Linked DNA regions of Homo sapiens: region 2 is linked to region 1. Evidence: chromatin loops called from intact Hi-C (ENCODE). Cell type or tissue: sigmoid colon. All regions are shown on one strand. Links, peaks and the distances in the headings refer to the core of each region. The heading gives the core; the rest is flanking DNA.

Region 1 (4,386 bases), core at 87-4,086:
CCGCAACAGGACAGGCTTCTGTTGTTGAGTTTAGGGAATCAAATCAAGCTAAGAGGGCCTGTCTTCTTTCTACCTCACACATCTTTAACAAGAAGTGGCCACGGAGGGAGAGCATTGGTGTGGCACCCTGAGTTGGAGATGAACGAGACGCTGCAACCATCTCAAGGTTTCTTCAGATGCCCCACGACAGGACAGGCAGCCCCAGAACCCTGAGAAATGAGGGTTCCCCTGAAGAATGGGGCAGGAGCTCACAGCACAGTGGTGCTTCCCCAGGATGGCCTCCACCAAGCCACCCACCCCGGTGTTTCAAGCAAAAGAATAAGCTTTGAAAGGGAATGTAAGTAAGATGGCAAAAGGATTTACCAAGTCAGCTTCATAAACACCAGAAATGCTTACACTTCAGCGGAGCTTTAAAAATATACTATTCTATTAAACTGAGGACCAGTGATGGGAACTCTGCATGGAGACAGCTCTGGGACCAGCTTCCCCACACACATTCATCTGTTCACAGAGTCAGCTGCCCACTCAGTCCACATCTGCTTAATTAAAGGCCTGAACAGTCCATTTCATTCCTTGATGACTCTCAGCTTCCCCAGGCTGTACTTGAGGAGGGTGTTTTTAAACAGAAAAGGTGATACCTAGCTACAGGGATTCCTTCTGGTGGAAACTCTGGACAAATGATTTGCGGACAGTAATCCCAGCTGGATTAAAATTTCCCAGATGACAAGAGACCACCTGAATTAAATCCCTGGGGTCCAGAGCTCAGGCAGCCCGGCACCCAATCAGCCTGTCCTGTGGCGACAGGTGCCCTGCCTGGGACCTGGAGCCTTTGACAGCCAGCAGCACTGGGAGAGCAGCAGGCCTGTTGGAAGAGGTCGATGAATGGGGTTTCTGGGGGACCGCCCTATCTTGATCCCTTCCCATGTGGGAAGAATCAAAAGACAGCACTGAGGGCACTTGGGGGCGATGAGGACCTGTCGGAGACCCTGAAGCCAAGGCTTGCACCTTGCAGCTTGAGTGAGGGAACAACAGTGTGGTGGCTCCTTCTGGAGAACCAGTGGTGTCACACATTGTGTGCACAAAACTCCAGGAACAGCAAAGGCAGGAGCACAGCTGCTCCAGTGACTGCGAAGCCTCCTCTCGGAGCTCGAGGCAGCAAGCAGGGCTGTCAAGGGCAAGTTTTCCCCAGAGAAGAGAGAGCTGAAAAGAGGCCGTGAGTCCCCCTCGCCTGCCTGCCAGCCAACGCGGAGGGTGGAACCCCTGCGCAGCCCATGTCCCGGGCCCCCTGCCCTTCCCTCTCAGGGACCGGACTGCCCTCCACCCACGCCTCCGTGACCGGCCCAAGGTCGGAAACTGTGTGTTCCGAGAAGAGTGGTCTCTGCAGCAGTGAATGGCCTGGTTAAAGTTCATTCTCCGGCGGGGCACCACGCTCAAAGGCAGGGCCAAGGGACTGAAGGAAAGGCCTTCAGAGGCAGGCATCTACGGAGAGCAGGTAGTGCCTTCAGCACAGTCCCATCTACTGTACCACGCACAGTTTAGTAATCTTGCAGCAGGTCCTCCAGAATCCATGTTGAATAGGCAGACAAGAGTGAGACGTGGGGACTTAGGAGAAGGAATTGGTCAAATAAAAGTATAATTTATGTTGGATACATGCTGCGAGTTTTGCATTTTCCAATTTAGACTATTTCTCCAAATTACATACTCCTGTTTCCTAATGTGGAAGCTGTGTTTAGTATCTACTACAGAGTGTCCGGAGACCTGGCCCACAGTCTTTTAAACAGACTGTCACAAACCATCACTGTAACAGCAAACAGAAATCCAGTTCCATTTTGGAACGAAGTGTTTCACTTAAAGCTCAGTGTTTACTTATATTTTTTCAGGTGATATTAATTTATGGCAGCATGATGTTCTCCAGCCCTCGGTTTTTATTTGGGAGGTAGCCACACAGAGGACAACGGGATGTTACTGTTTTGTTTTCAAGAAAGTGTATGTCTCGACGAGGCCCTTTGTTTTGTCAAGCTAAAATATCAACAGAAAGTGAGGCTCTCCAAAGTGTGTTTATCTGGGAATCAACAAAGAAGTGCAACCCCAGAATCCGTGAGCCATGGCAAACCTAGGGGGCCACAGGCGCGCCCAGGGAGGCCAAGGAAGGCAAGGGCTTGTGGGGTGAGGAAGGTGGTTGTGAAACATGCCTCCTTGACAAGGATGGATGGCAAGAGTGGCGTTAGTCCAGGGTTCAACGGGCAGTCACTGGCTGATGTCCACACAGAAGGCTTCTCCGTGGGAGCCTGCAGTGCCTTTGTGCAAGGCTGTGGTTTTCCCCACTGGTGTGTGTGAGGGCCCCTCCTGTGGGCCTTTCTCCTCCGCTTAGCTGGGCTTGGCAGAAGTGACTCCATTTGAATTCTGACAATTTTCAGTTTCCAGTGGAGGCACAGTTTGAAAGGATCCCTTGCACGTGCCCTCACAGCTGTGCAGTACAGTCCACCCCTGTGCAGGCTGATTACAACTACATCTCAGGGCACAGTGGCTCCTACTGTATACTGAGTTCTTGCTGCCTGTCCCTGAGATGAGGACCACAGGCTCAGAGCTAAAGGCCATTTTGAATCTACCAGTGACAAAGCAATATATCACTCCATTGAATGGAAGTTTATAATTGATTTCTTGTTTGAATTGGATCACATTGAGCAACTACCAGAGTCACTGGATTTTGTAGTTCTCAGTTGTTTTCTCATTAAGGAACACATCATTTTTCTTCCTGACATCCTGCCCGCAGAGAGTAATACAGACAAGAAAAAGAGGGAAATCTAATAAAAATTAAAAGCTCAGCATGGAGCAAGCAATCAGGAGATAAAATACCAATTCCTGATATTAAAACAAGAGAGAAATCTTCCCTGTGCCTCTAACATAACAGCTAACAGTGCACTCACCTAAATCTCAACAAACAATATCACACTTTCCAAAGGGCAATTTTTATAAGGTGCTTCAATTATCAGCCTTTGGCATAACCCTGCAGTCAGCAGACTCAGTCTTACTAGAGGAGAAATGGGTGTCTATAATACACTCAGCTCACGGCTAACCCAAAGTCAACATGCTGGCCTATCAGGAGCTGGGGGTGTGTTTCATGGTAATTTTCTATACATATTTTTCTTGGGCTAGATTTTTACAAATATCTAGCTCCTCCAAGGTTATGGGGCCTGGAGTGTGTCTCTTCTCTGAAGCTGGTTAAATGAGAAGCTCCTTGTCTTGAGAATCACATAAACTAAGACTCCTATAATCAAACACAGCAGGTAGAAGAATGACTCTCCCGGCAGGTCCAGGCCAACCCAGGCCAACTCAGGCAACAGAGAACTGGGCTGTCAGGGCCCCGGGTCTCTATCACCACATTTTCAGCCTACAAACAATTCAAGCAGGTGTAGCCCAACATCTCCTTCAGCCGTTACCTAAAATTCTGGTAAAGACCCCTGGAATCTGAGTGATGCCACTTCCTGGCGCACTCTCCAAGATACACAGGCCGTTAAACACAGGCCTAGGTAACAGAACGCGTTAAGTTGCCACGCACTTTTGCTAAATGATGTTTGGCTTTAGAGTGACCTATAGCCCTTCCTTTGGGTGATAATCAGAGAGTAGAGCCCATTGCCTTTTGTGGCCCACAGTGATGCAGAGGAGACACAGGCTGTAGCAGAATGTGGAGTGTCGCGGCGGAACCCCAGTGCCTCAGGCCTGTCTGCGGAATCGCCACGGCCAGGTGTTCCTGTTAACTGCATGGATTCTGATTTCTTCATAAAACATAGAGAAAAATGCAGCTGTCTCCCCTTCTCTGGACGACCTCAAGTAATCCGAGCTGTGCCTGCAGAAATCTCGCACACATCGTCAATTATTCCTGACGAGGAAAAACAGACGCTGGCAACAGAATTCAGATTTTTCCACCTTCTTTCCTCACACCCCAAGCCACAGTGGTGAAGACTTTGCTTCTGCACAGGGAGCAGAAACGGGGGCGCGGACTTGAGTCTGTGCGAGGAGTGAGACAGGTCTGTCTCGCATAACCTAAAAGTAAAAAGAATTAATTCCTCCACAATGTAGATTGTCTTTTCCTAAGCAGTGTAAGGAACTTGCCTCCTTCACGTGGCAAGACCTCTGCTTCACGTGGGGGCTACTTGAATAATTTCTCCAGTGACTGAGGAAACAGGTGCTGGCCTCTTAGCTTTCTTAGAAAGGCAGCTCTCGTCTTAACCATTGCCTTGCTCACTGCAGAATAGGGGAGCCAGGTCAAGACCTTCACTCCTGGGTCCAACAAGGCTCCTGCCAGGCGATCAAACACGTAACCACGGAATTCGCTTCCTCCTCCGAGGCCCCTCGCCTCTAGGCTGAGAAAGCCCAGAGCTGGTC
Region 2 (4,386 bases), core at 165-4,164, 53 kb after region 1:
AATAAGTCATCCTGGTGGAACTTTGGTTTTAAGATGTTTTTGAAACGTGCATAGTTTTCAACAGGCAAGGGGCCATTTCAAAACAGCAAGTGTCACCCAAGACTCAGTGGCTGGAATTCACCTTCCAGGGATTCCTTCTGGGAAAATCTCCAGGATGGGCCCTTCTTTCTCCAGGTATAAAGGAAATCTCATGCGTGCTTGAGGGGAAAAATCTAAATGCCTGCGTGTAGATGTCTGTGACTGAGGAGCAAAGTGCTCAATTTAAGCATGTAAACTAGATTTAGGGATGTGTGTTCACATCGACGATGAGTCTCTGACGGGTGATCCCTGAACACGATCACGACACTGCCAGAAAACCTTCCTTCTACTTTGCTTCTGCCTTGTTTCCTCAGGGAAACCTTCCCTCATTCCTTCCACCCCAAGGACTCGGATCACCTGAGGATCCCACTGCACTTAGAGCTCCTTGTGGTTGGGGGTTCCATGGAGCGAGGCCCGCCGGTTTGCCTGTGATGCGTCCATTTGGTGTCCCTGCTGTTAGACCAGCCATTCTCAGAGCGAGGTCTGAAGGGACCCCCAGGGCTCCCTAAGGTCCTCACAGGAGATCCGTGGGGTCGGAACCACTTTTATAGACTGCTAAGGTGTTCTCTGGCCTTGCACTCTGGAAGCGTGTGAGCCTAGGTGATCTGCGATGTCAGCCATCTGCTGCCCGACTGGACGTGCCTCAGATCACAACGTGCTTAGTGCAAACATGTTCACTGATGTCAGTAGATACAGCCCATGATTACAAGAGCTTTTTGGGGTCCTTGATGAGTTATAACAGCACAAAAGAATTTTTATATCAAAAAAGTGTGGGAGCTGCTGAATTAGACCATAAACTTGAGCTATTTGAGAATAAGGGTTGTGTGTTATGTATTTACCTGTTTGAATGAGCAGAGTTGAGGAAACCTACACAGGGCTGACTGGTGCACCTGCCCAGCATGGCCTCACCCAGTCTTCACCGCTTGGCACAACTAAATCTGAGCAACCACAACCTGACCAAGGCTAGGGTAGGGAGGGGACAACCAGGTTTCAGACCCAGGCCACCAGGCTCCAAAGTCCTGCCTCTAACCCCAGCCACCCTGCCTCTGTGTCTCATGGCGGGCTGCCTCCTGCCAGCATGTGGCCGACAGGCAGGGGTGCACTGGCCTTCACCTGGGTGCTTGGGAGGGCACCCAAGTCAGTAAAGTCACAATGGTGGAGGATGATCCTGAGAGAGGAACTGAGTGATGATCAAGGAAGTCGGTCATCTTCACCGCAGAGCCGAGACAGTCTGGAGCAGCCACTGGAATTGGCTGGTGTCCTGTCATGTCCCTGAATAAGACAGAGCCAGGGGTATAGCTGGGGCCGGGAGCCTGGCGCAAGTCCGTTAGCTGCAGCAGTGTGGGTGCTATTTAGCATGATTTATTTTTTGGATGTTTTTGGCTGGTTCAAATGGCTCTGCCTGTGTTCTGCATCCCACAGTAAAGACAGACCCTTCGCATGGCTCCGCCTTCAAACTTCACAGAAATACCCACCCCCTGCGAGGAGCTCCCCGTCTTCTGCATCGGGGAACTGAAGGGAAGTTCTGCTGTGTCCACGCTCCTCATTCTGGCTGTTTGCAGGGTCCCCACACCCTGCTCACAGGGGCTCCCCACCCACTACAGTAAAGCGCTATCTATGCATTTATCTTCCCAACAATATTTTACTAGATATGCTAGGAGAGTAAGAGATTTATCCTTATAGGGCTTAGAAAGAAGTCGGGGGGAATCTAAGGAGGGAAAAAATATTCTGCAGGAAACATCCGAAATGCATGTTGAGTGCTCACTTTATAACCTACTGTCATTTTAAGCCACAGAAGAACAGCCTGAAATGTTCAGCAGCAAAAGCGAGCCACTCGGTGCTGAGCTCTTCCCTGTGAGAATTAACACTGGGAGGGGTGTGGCTCCTAAAGGCAGGCCCAGTCCACGCCCGCCCAGCGCTTCGCACAAACCTTTCCCCACAGACACACTTCCTCCCGCCTCCCAGACCAAGGGTGCTGCTAAGCTGGCAGGCCTTCCTGACAAAGACAGAATACCTAAAGAGACTTCTTGGCAGGAGTGTTCGAGTGGAGCAGAGTCTAAATGTTTAGCTTTTGCAGATCAGCAGCACCACAGGAAGCAGCCCCCGCACCCCGGCACGAAGTCACCTAATAAGGCAACATTTTGTTCTGGTTCATGCAAAGGGCGGTGGCCGGCCCCCATGTCACCCTCTGTGCCTAAGTGGTGCTTTTGTTTTGACTTGGAGAAAGGAGGGCCCTCCTGGCTGTCTGAAGTGAGACCAGCATGGAATGTGCCGGTCTTCAGGGAGGTCGGGAAGGACAGAGCGCCGAGTCCGGCAGTTCGGGATGGGTCTGCACCTCATCCTGTGCTGTCACCCACCGGACCCCCTACACACACGGCACAGGAATCCCCCCTGACTCAGGCAGAATTGCTCAGGCCCTTCAGGAGAAATCCGAGCTCTAAACACATCTGCAGACGTTCCAGGCAAACCTCCCTCCTCACCTTTCTCCAGAGCTGCTCTTGCACCCTTTACCTCTGTGATGTGACTTGTTTCAGAATATTCTCCAACTCCCCAAGGCCCGGCGGGAAGGTTCACTCTCCCAGGGATTTCCAGGGCTTCAGGCGACCTCTCCCCTGTGCTGCCCACAGGATCTGCGCCGTGTTCTCCAAGCTCGTTCCTAAGGACGGGGGCTTCCTCCCGGCCTGCTGCCTCAGCCCTGTTCCAGGATGGCTGCTGACCTGCCCTATGGAGGCCCGGCCTGCAGGGTCCTGGAGCAGCCTTCGACCTACCCGCCCTGCCCATGAGCATGCTCAGGGCCTGGCCCCCCTCCCAGCGCTGCCACACCACTCCCATCTTCCTGGTGCTGGATGACAGGTGCCCATGCACTGCTCAGTCCCTGAAGGAGGGTCTCTATCCACAGAGATCACATGTGCAGGGAAAAGACAGCTGCAGGAAATATTGAGTGCGCTTGTTTCCAGCCTCTTTTCCTCGTCTTCTAGGGTGGGCAAGACATTCTTCCCAGTCAGCCCCTGTGGTGGGCGCAAGGCCCGGGTCCACCCATCCCTCCCCCTCCAGAGAAGGGCACGTGCCCCTTATGGCCAGAGAGCACATCCTACCCCACTGGCCACAGCGACTGGTTCAGGGGTGGACGTGTGACCCAAGACAGTCACTGGAGATAAGATCTGGGACTTCTATTTTAAAACAAAAACAAAAAGCCTCCACTGGATCGTTAGTGGGATGGACAATGAAACCTGTGGGCCCCCACGTCGGGGGCACCTGCCTGAGAATGAGGCTGGTGAGATGAGCCTGCAGGGTGGGGAGGCGGGGTCCTGCTGGGGAGACAGGGTCCTGAGGCTGTGGTGTGAAGCGGATACCAGGGCACGCAGGGGCCACGGAGTTCCCAGGAAGATTGCCTGCCCCATGCATGCTGCTCTCTGCCCTGTCGCAGGCGCTCGCTGCCTGCACGTGTGTGGGCAGAGGCTACTCCAGCCTCTGCGCCTCCTCCCAGGCTGGACACACAGACACAGAGGGACCAGCAGCACCAGCAGCAGGCTCGCCTGGGAGCCCGAGCAGAGCTGCCTTTCAGCCAAGTCCCCAGGGAGCACGCAGCCCTGGTCCCAGCACCCGGAGATGCGGGCAGGAAATGAACATCGCGTTCAGGGACCACGCAGCCCTGGTCCCAGCACCCGGGGATGTGGGAAGGAAATGAGCATCGCGTCCAAGGAGCACGCAGCCCTGGTCCCGGCACCCGGGGATGCGGGGAGGAAGTGAACATCGCATTCAGGGACCACGCAGCCCTGGTCCCAGCACCCGGGGATGTGGGAAGGAAATGAGCATCGCGTCCAAGGAGCACGCAGCCCTGGTCCCGGCACCCGGGGATGCGGGGAGGAAGTGAACATCGCATTCAGGGACCACGCAGCCCTGGTCCCAGCACCCGGGGATGTGGGAAGGAAATGAGCATCGCGTCCAAGGAGCACGCAGCCCTGGTCCCCGCACCCGGGGATGCGGGGAGGAAATGAACATCGCGTTCAGGGACCACGCAGCCCTGGTCCCAGCACCCGGGGATGTGGGGAGGAAATGAGCATCGCGTCCAAGGAGCACGCAGCCCTGGTCCCGGCACCAGGGGATGCGGGGAGGAAGTGAACATCGCGTTCAGGGACCACGCAGCCCTGGTCCCAGCACCCGGAGATGCGGGCAGGAAATGAACATCGCGTTCAGGGAGCACGCAGCCCTGGTCCCAGCACCCGGGGATGCGGGCAGGAAATGAACATCGCGTTCAGGGAGCACGCAGCCCTGGTCCCAGCACCCGGGGATGCGGGCAGGAAATGA

Evidence for each region. Hi-C counts contacts between places; a loop is a spot of excess contacts. Peaks named below come from ENCODE experiments on the same cell type or tissue, not always from the same donor. Only the 100,000 strongest peaks of a DNase experiment are listed, where the experiment ranks them.
Region 2: a loop joins it to region 1, with 2.3 times the contacts of the local background. A loop is called at or near these places in 3 of 110 quality-filtered maps.

Annotation. Positions count from the first base shown.
Region 1 is chr6:168,625,853-168,630,238 of GRCh38, reverse strand. All of the region lies in intron 9 of SMOC2 (SPARC related modular calcium binding 2), which reads right to left. Among named protein-coding and RNA genes, the nearest start is that of SMOC2, 190 kb to the right of the region's middle. In sigmoid colon, for the core only: no CTCF peak of the experiment used is centred there; a DNase peak (open chromatin) is centred at 2,278.
Region 2 is chr6:168,572,726-168,577,111 of GRCh38, reverse strand. The region is part of intron 7 of SMOC2 (SPARC related modular calcium binding 2); the gene reads right to left. Among named protein-coding and RNA genes, the nearest start is that of SMOC2, 130 kb to the right of the region's middle. In sigmoid colon, for the core only: no CTCF peak of the experiment used is centred there; DNase peaks (open chromatin) are centred at 2,041 and 2,797; H3K4me3 peaks cover 1,354 bases.